Linked DNA regions of Homo sapiens: region 1 is linked to region 2. Evidence: chromatin contacts called from ENCODE Hi-C or POLR2A ChIA-PET data. All regions are on one chromosome and are shown on one strand. Each heading gives the region's core, a stretch centred on a gene start or an enhancer-like site at or near the end of the contact. The rest is flanking DNA. Distances are from core to core; before and after follow the strand shown.

The links. Hi-C counts contacts between places; a loop is a spot of excess contacts on that map. ChIA-PET counts read pairs that join two places held with the same protein, here RNA polymerase II (POLR2A). Pooled maps may share reads with other maps.
Region 1: a loop to region 2 is called in a map with no recorded cell type, with 8 times the contacts of the local background. The contact joins the promoter of RFFL here to the enhancer-like site in region 2. A Hi-C loop is called at or near these places in 1 of 168 maps with a recorded cell type or tissue (naive thymus-derived CD4-positive, alpha-beta T cell), 5 of 37 single-sample maps with no recorded cell type and 8 of 50 pooled maps. POLR2A ChIA-PET finds 5 or more read pairs at or near these places in 1 of 52 experiments (activated naive CD4-positive, alpha-beta T cell).

Annotation. Positions count from the first base shown.
Region 1 is chr17:35,062,271-35,065,999 of GRCh38, reverse strand. It overlaps RFFL (ring finger and FYVE like domain containing E3 ubiquitin protein ligase), which reads left to right and starts at 2,293. Exons shown (of 7, transcript NM_001017368.2): 1 at 2,293-2,424. All of the region lies in intron 5 of RAD51L3-RFFL (RAD51L3-RFFL readthrough), which reads left to right. RefSeq lists enhancers at 2,112-2,211, 1,661-2,456, 1,543-2,742 and a silencer at 2,452-2,521.
Region 2 is chr17:32,526,734-32,530,592 of GRCh38, reverse strand. All of the region lies in intron 21 of MYO1D (myosin ID), which reads left to right. Among named protein-coding and RNA genes, the nearest start is that of CDK5R1, 42 kb to the right of the region's middle. Within about 2 kb of position 1,597, at least 2 of the 41 ENCODE cell types and tissues checked have a DNase peak (open chromatin) inside an H3K27ac peak, as active enhancers do.

The sequences.
Region 1 (3,729 bases), core at 1,044-3,543, 2.5 Mb before region 2:
GTGTATGCCACCATGCCTGGCTAATTTTAAAATAATGTATTGAAAGAACTTAGTCAGAAAGCCACAGTTATTATTTCTCCCATAGCCTCATATTCTCATAATTTTCATGTAACCTCATAAATCCTCAAGTGCCTGAAACCACTAGTTCAAACGAGTACCTTTTTAAGCTCTAAAATGTAATCCTCAACCTTTCCACTTTAAAAGGAAGAACTAGGATGGAGTGTGGCTATAATTTGGGGCAGTTGGTTAAAACTGTATCAGAGTCCCAAAGAGGGGAATGATAAGCTGCAGCAGCTCTGTTCACTTGCTCAATGGTGTTTCTCTTAGTCAACTTAGGAGTTCCATGCCTTTGGCCTTCAGGCTGCTCTTTATATAGTTCGTATCTGTCTCCTGGGCATAGTACTGTCTGGATTTTCTCTTTCTTTTTTTTTTTTTTTTTTTGAGACGAAGTTTTGCTCTGTTGTTGCCCAGGCTGGAGTGCAATGGCACAATCTTGGCTGACTGCAACCTCTGCCTCCCGGGTTCAAGCGATTCTCCTGCCTCAGCCTCCCGAGTAGCTGGGATTACAGGCATGTGCCACCACACCTGGCTAATTTTGTATTTTTAGTAGAGATGGGGGTTTCTCCATGTTGGTTAGGCTAGTCTTGAACTCCCGACCTCAGGTGATCCGCCCACCTCGGCCTTCCAAAGTGCTGCAATTATAGGCGTGAACCGCTGTGCCCGGCCCTCTTATTTAAAGTTCGCAAATACAGAACAGGTCAGGAGCTTTTCTAATCATTTTTTTTTTTTCTGAAGGAGGTTCCATATTTGTCTGTACCTTGAGAGTTGTTTCATACTAGAATTTGTAACTTATCATCAACTACAGAAATTTTTTTTAAAGTGTGGTTGAAGAGATAATGGTTGTCAGCTGCTATAAAGATGTGTTTATCATTCAGAAAGGACTAATTAACATGTACTATAGGGAAACTTCTTTAAACAAAGCCATTTTCTGAAAGGAAAACACTGAAGGGGAGGAAATAAAACAGGGAACATTTTATAATACCTTATCAAAGCTCAGCGTGGCTATCCTACTGGAATAATGTAATTAAGGAGAATTAAGTGAGTTGGATAAATAACTTTTTAAAACTAGCCCCTTGAATAGAAAATTAAGTAGTATAGTTTTTAAACTCAAATTCTGTCTGCACGTACATTTTAATTAACCTAACATTATTGAATGACAAGCTGAGTTGGCAGCTACATCCAGAGTTCATGCCATGTGAGACCTACCTTAAAGGATGAACGAAGCTGGGTGCAGAGGCCTCAAATGCCCTGCTAAGAAATAGCTGATGGCCTTGGGGAACTGTCATACATTTTAAGCAGGAAACAGAAGGATCTAATAGGAACTTTAGTTTCTCTCTTGTCAAATTAAAGCACACAAAAAGCAAGGACTTGATCTTTTTTTTTTTTTTTTGTATAACACCAATGTCAATTCTAGCCTGTCAGGGCAAATTCAGTAATTAATAGCTGTTGATGAGCCAGTCATTCTAGATTGATTTTTTAAATAAGCAGGCTAATAAATGAGAATTGACATAAATTTAGGGATGTCTCTTTTCAGAGCAAGTGTTAAGGTGATTTTCATAGTCTTCTGTATTCCCTATGCATCCAGTAGGTGTGATGGTAAATGATTTGGCTTTAGCATAGAGAATGTGGCAGCTGATTAAAAAAAAAAAATTCCAGTGCATCTATCTTAATGAGAGAACTTGAGTTGTCTGAAGAAATAGAGAGGTCAGAGGAGGCCTAGTGGGAAAAAAGAACAATGAGCCTGGTTAGAACTGACAAAAATTCACCCTAATGATTTGACTGGCTAATGATGACTGGGCAAGTTCCCTGAGTCCACTGACCCAGATGTTCTAATTTGTAAATGCAAAGTGACTTATTTATCAGCCTCCTGGGGAAATCTTCAGAGCTGTGAACCTGCTATGTTCAGTAATCTTGCTGGCCCCAGCCCCAGCCTGTTCTCAGATGAAATTTTAGAAACTGGCCACTGGAACTTTTTGGGTAAGGGCTCTGGAGGTGGCCAAGTTACCAGTAGTGGGGGAATGAGGTTTACCTGCCCCCAGTAATCAGCACTTGATTTAAAACAATCAGTGAGCTGCCTCTTCTTTCCTAGGTTGCAGTTGACTGCGGTTGGTTCAGGCTGAGTTGTTTGGGAAGTACAAATTTTGCCCAGCGTGAGTCAGCACTGCCCTGGGTAAACTCCCTGCTGTGTTGCAATCTTGCTTACCAAAGATACATCCCCAGGCGGCACCATTCACTTCACATGAAAGCCGCTGCTCTTGGTTCCTGAGATGATCTCATCTGAACATGGCTCCAGCGACCTCAGCCACAGGAACTAGAGACAGCTTGCTTTCTGTCGTGGCAATGTTTTGAAACTGGCAAAATCAGGTAACCTCAAACTGTTTTCTTAAGTTTCATTAGCTAGATGAAGCTGCATTAGAAACTGGGAAAATCCTGTCTTCAGAAGTGAGTCAGGTTTTTTTTTTTTTTTTTTTTTTTTTTTTTTTTGAGACGGAGTTTCACTCTTGTTGCCCAAGCTGGAGTGCAATGGTGTGATCTCGGCTCACTGCAACCTTCACCTCCCGGGTTCAAGTGATTCTCCTGCCTCAGCCTCCCAAGTAGCTGGGATTATAGATGTGCGCCACCATGCCCGGCTAATTTTGTATTTTTAGTAGAGACAGGGTTTTGCTGTGTTGGTCAGTCTGGTTTCGAACTCCCAAGCTCAGGTGATCCACCCTCCTCAGCCTCCCAAAGTGCTGGAATTATAGGCATGAGCCACGGCCCCCGGCCAGAAGTTTTCTTTCATTTGAGTTCTGGATGTGGAGTTAGGTCCAATTAAATCACTGATTATATAAATCTTAGAAAAGTAAAACGTTAGGTTTACAGCTTTATCCGTCATTTGCTCTTGTATTTTGTTTTTTTGTGTGTATCTTGTGAGAAACACTTTAGTCAAACTAAGCCATTGTTAAAGGAAAAGAAGTGAAGGCATTTGGTTGCCTTCCTAATAACTAAATATTGAGTTGTGGAGAACACTGTCTTATCAGTGAGTTTGTTCCCATATTCCTTTCTGAATTAATAGGAAGAACCTCCCTCATCTCTAATTCTACTAGGCTACTACTCTATCTCCCTCCTGCTTTTCATCGCCAAACTTTTGAGTCCTTCACCTAATCAGACTATGATATCTCTAGGTAGTCGTCACCCTCCAAATTACGTTTCTGCTCCTTATAATTCCAACAAATTGCCCACGTTCTCTTTCACCTCAGACCTTAGCATATGTAAGCGTTCTTTTACACACCTTCCCCAAGCTTAATCTGGCCAACTGGTTTCAGCCTAGAAGTCACCTCTTCCATGAAGCCTCTTCTTACTTACCAGGGTTGAGTACTCAGGAGAACCTGGTATTTACTCCAATCATAGTATGTATTGAGAATCAGGGTCTGCTTTGCTAGAATTGTATCCATGGTACGTTGCACATAGTAGGTTCTCAGTAAGGGTAGAATGAGCAAGAGCCTGTACTGTACTTTCTCAACTCTGATCCTCTCATCAACTCTTTTTTTTTTCTTCTGAGAGGAATCTTGCTCTGTCACCCAGGCTGCAGTGCAGTGGTGTGATCTTAGCTCACTGCAACCTCTGCCTTCCTGGTTCAAGCGATTCTCCTGCCTTAGCCTCCTGAGTTGCTGGGACTACAGGTACGTG
Region 2 (3,859 bases), core at 348-2,847:
CTGGACTCAAGTGATCCTCCCACCTCGGCCTCCCAAAGTGCAGGGATTACAGGCGTGAGCTACTGCACTAAGCCTTTCTTTTGTCTTGAATGATGTCTTTCATTCTTGTCCCAGAGTGTCCTGATGCACCACAATGAAATTATTATATTCTTGGAATTAGACTAGCACTTAGTCTGTAATTTTTTCTCTTCTCATCATGTAATTTTAAAATATTTCCCTATGTTCTACATTACAGCATTTGTTGAGATGCAATTATTATAGTTTTAAAGGGCTTTCACGTACATTATCTCATTTAATTCTCAAAATCTTCTAAGCCATTTTTAAATGTATTAAGCCTATTTTATAGATGGACAAAAAGGCTTAGAGAGGTTCTGTGATTTTCCCAAGACCACAGACAGAGTGTAATGGAGCGGCTCGATGAACACAGATCGGGCTCCTTGCCTGTCCTTGGTGTCACATGCCTTAGATAACTGTCACCTATGTTTTTTAATTTATATTTGTCTCATTGTCCCTGGAGAACTGAGACTCTGCCATCTACTTTTACCACAGAGCTCCACGAAACCTCCTCTAGTGCTGTATACCTTGTGAATGCTGAATAGGTGATGCAGACTGGTAATGAACCAAGGAGTTTAAAACGCTATTGTTCAAGTGGAGATACAGCTGGGAGCCTTTGAGGTTGTGGAGCCCAGGTACAGTGGGAAGACTGCCTGGCTCCCCGTGTTTGTTTACGCGTTGGGAGTCAGCACGGGGCCTCCCCCACGGTGAGGAGCGCTGTCCCTGGAGAGCCTCTTGGAAGGCAGCCATGATCGTGGAGAGGAGTGTTCATGTCTCATCCGGGAAATCTCTCACCGCCTGTGCCCCTTCCCTGTCTTCTCTCAGACAGCCCATAGAAACACATTAGCATCCTGGGCCTGATGCCATTCCTTAAGCAAAAGGCACCTGCCCACCCACATATGTCCATGTGAGTCTCACCCACCTGAAAGCAGCACCCCCTGAGCCCATCCTGGCCACATCCACAAAGCACACCCAGCAGCTCATTGCCCCTGCATTAGAGACACACACACACACGATTATAGAGTTTACCCCTGTGGAAAGTGTTTTCAGATGAAACAGAAAAGGGTCTAGCATCCCTTACTCTGTATTCTTCTTAAGGGAGAAACTTACAACTGCAAAACAGGTCCTGCCCTCCCCACCCGCCCCTTTTCTGGTGGGTTTCTTCCCTCCTCTCTGTCCAGGCAGCTCACGTCTCTGGAGGGACACCTCACCTGCTTCCTGCTATAGCCTCTGCTATGTTCTGTGATGCCTTCTGAGACCCTGCCAGACTACCTGGGGCAGCTTGTCTCATGATCCTCCTGCTCAATTCACAGCTCCCTGTTGAAGTACAAGCTAGTTAACAACAGACACAGATTCAGATCCAAGTGAGGGGTGGGTTGGGCTGTGTGTGTGTGTGCACGCGCACATGCAGAATTTTGATACTGCTCCTGCACATTGCATGTAATGATGTGCAACACTTGTTCTTCTCACTTAGGAGTCCCACCATCTAATGCCTACAGGAAGTAAACCAGAAGTCTCATCCGAGGACACCATCTACCGATCTATGTCAGTTTCCTATTGCCGCTGTAACAAATTACCACAGATTTGGTGGCTTTAAACCACAGACATGTTTTTTTCTCACAGTTATTAAGGCCAGCAGTCCACATTCATTTCACTGGGCCAGAACGAGGGCGTTGGGCAGGGCCTGTTCCCTCTGGAGGCTCTCAGGGAGAATCCACTCCTCCACCCCTCCGGCCTCTGGGAGCTGCCGGCACTCCTTGGTTTGTGACTGCTTCACCCTGATCTGTGCCTCCAGGATCACACTGCCTCCTCCTCCTCCTCCTGTCTGTGTCAGATCTCCCTCTGCCTCTCTTTTAAAAGAATACTTGTGATTGTATCTAGGGTCCACCTGGATAATCCAGGATAATCTCCCCATCTCAGCAGCCTTACATAATCCCATCTGCAGGCCTTTTTGCCACGTACGGTAACATTCACAGGTTCCAGGGATTAGGATGTGGATATTTGGGGGTGGGAGGGCATATTCAGCATCACACACTACCCTTCCCAGTAATTCCCCCGACACACATACACACACACACACATACGCACACACACATATACACACCCCTAAGTTCTACTCAAGAGCTGGCTCTGCTTCTTTCAACTTCCCAGTTCTGAGGAGCCAGCTTCCCAGCTCTGCCATGCACTTCCTACCCATCTCACCCTCTCCCACCTGCAAAGCAGTAATTCCTCAGTGCCTTGCTACCAGCTCTCCAAAGGGCAGAGGAGGCTAGACATCGCCTCTGATCAAGGTACTGGATACCTTCTTCCCCAAAACCACTGGCCCAGTGGGGCAGAAGAGGGCAAGCCTTAAGTGGGGTAGAACCCAAATGGGCCAATTTTACCACCATAAGAATCAAGTCAGCCGGGCGCAGTGGCTCACGCCTGTAATCCCAGCACTTTGGGAGGCTGAGGTATGTGGATCACAAGGTCAGGAGTTCGAGACCAGCCTGGCCAACATGGTGAAACCCTGTCTGTAAGAAAAATACAAAAATTAGCCAGGCCTGGTGGCGGGCGCCTGTAATTCCAGCTACTCAGGAGGCTGAGGCAGGAGAATTGCTTGAACCCGAGAGGCAGAGATTGCAATGAGCCAAGATCGTGCCACTGCAGTCTAGCCTGGGCGACAGAGCAAGACTCTGCCTCAAAAAAAAAAAAAAAAAAGTTGTTTTGCTTTTATGTAGCTTTTATTGTTTTGTTTTATTTTTATAGAGTCTCTCTTTGTTGCCCAGGCTGGAATGCAGTAGCACAGTCACAGCTCACTACAGACTTGATCTCCTGGGCTTAAGCAGTCCTCCCACCTCAGCCTCCTGAGTAGCTGGGACTACAGGCACATACCACCATACCCAGCTATTTTTTTTATCTTATTTTTAGTATAGACGGGGTCTCACTATGTTGCCCAGGCCGGTCTGAAACTCCTGGGCTCAAGCGATCCTCCCATCTCAGCCTTCCAAAGTGCTAGGATTATAGGTGTGAGCCACCAAACCTGGCTACTTTTATGTAGCTTTGACAAGCGCAGGAAATGTCTTGCTTCTGCCCCTCTGTCAGGATATCTCTAGAATTTAAAGTTAGTGAGAACAGAAAGCACATCCTTGGCTTACAGTCCACAGGGCCTGGCAGTGCCTCAACAGGCTGGACACTCCTTGGACAGCCACATGGACTCCTCCTTACTGTGGTTAGCTGCCATCAACCAGTCCTCTCGCCAGCATGCAGGGTGGGTTTGGCAGCGCCAGGCACAGCTTCACATGCCTTCCTTGTTCTTCTGAAGTCCCCTCTCTGGATGGTGACCTTGTTCATGTGGCCATTTTTAAAGCAGAAAGTTGGATCCCAGGCCAAATCCTGCCTTGCAGTTCCGAGAGGCATGTGCTGTCCCCCTTCACTGGTGATGGCGGGCCGGGGAAAGACCCCACTGTGGTCTTACGAAAAGTGTTTGTAGAGAAACCAAGCAGCACTGTATGGGATGGCTGATAATTGCTGCTCTTGGTGTTAGTTCCTATCTGCTTAGGCAGAAGGTTGGGACTGGGGAGGAGGAATGTTAGTGGAGATTTTATGTAACTGTAAACTTCCTCTCTACTGTAAGAAGGATTCTCTTGAAAGAAAATGAAAAACAGTTCCAGATGGTCCATGGAAGATGTTTCATGGTTGGAAACCTATTCTACCTCCTTGTCAAGAATAACTATGCCTTGGCTGGGCACGGTAGCTCACGCCTCTAGTCCCAGCACTTTGGGAAGCTGAAGCGGGAGAACTGCTGGAGCTCAGGAGGTCGGGG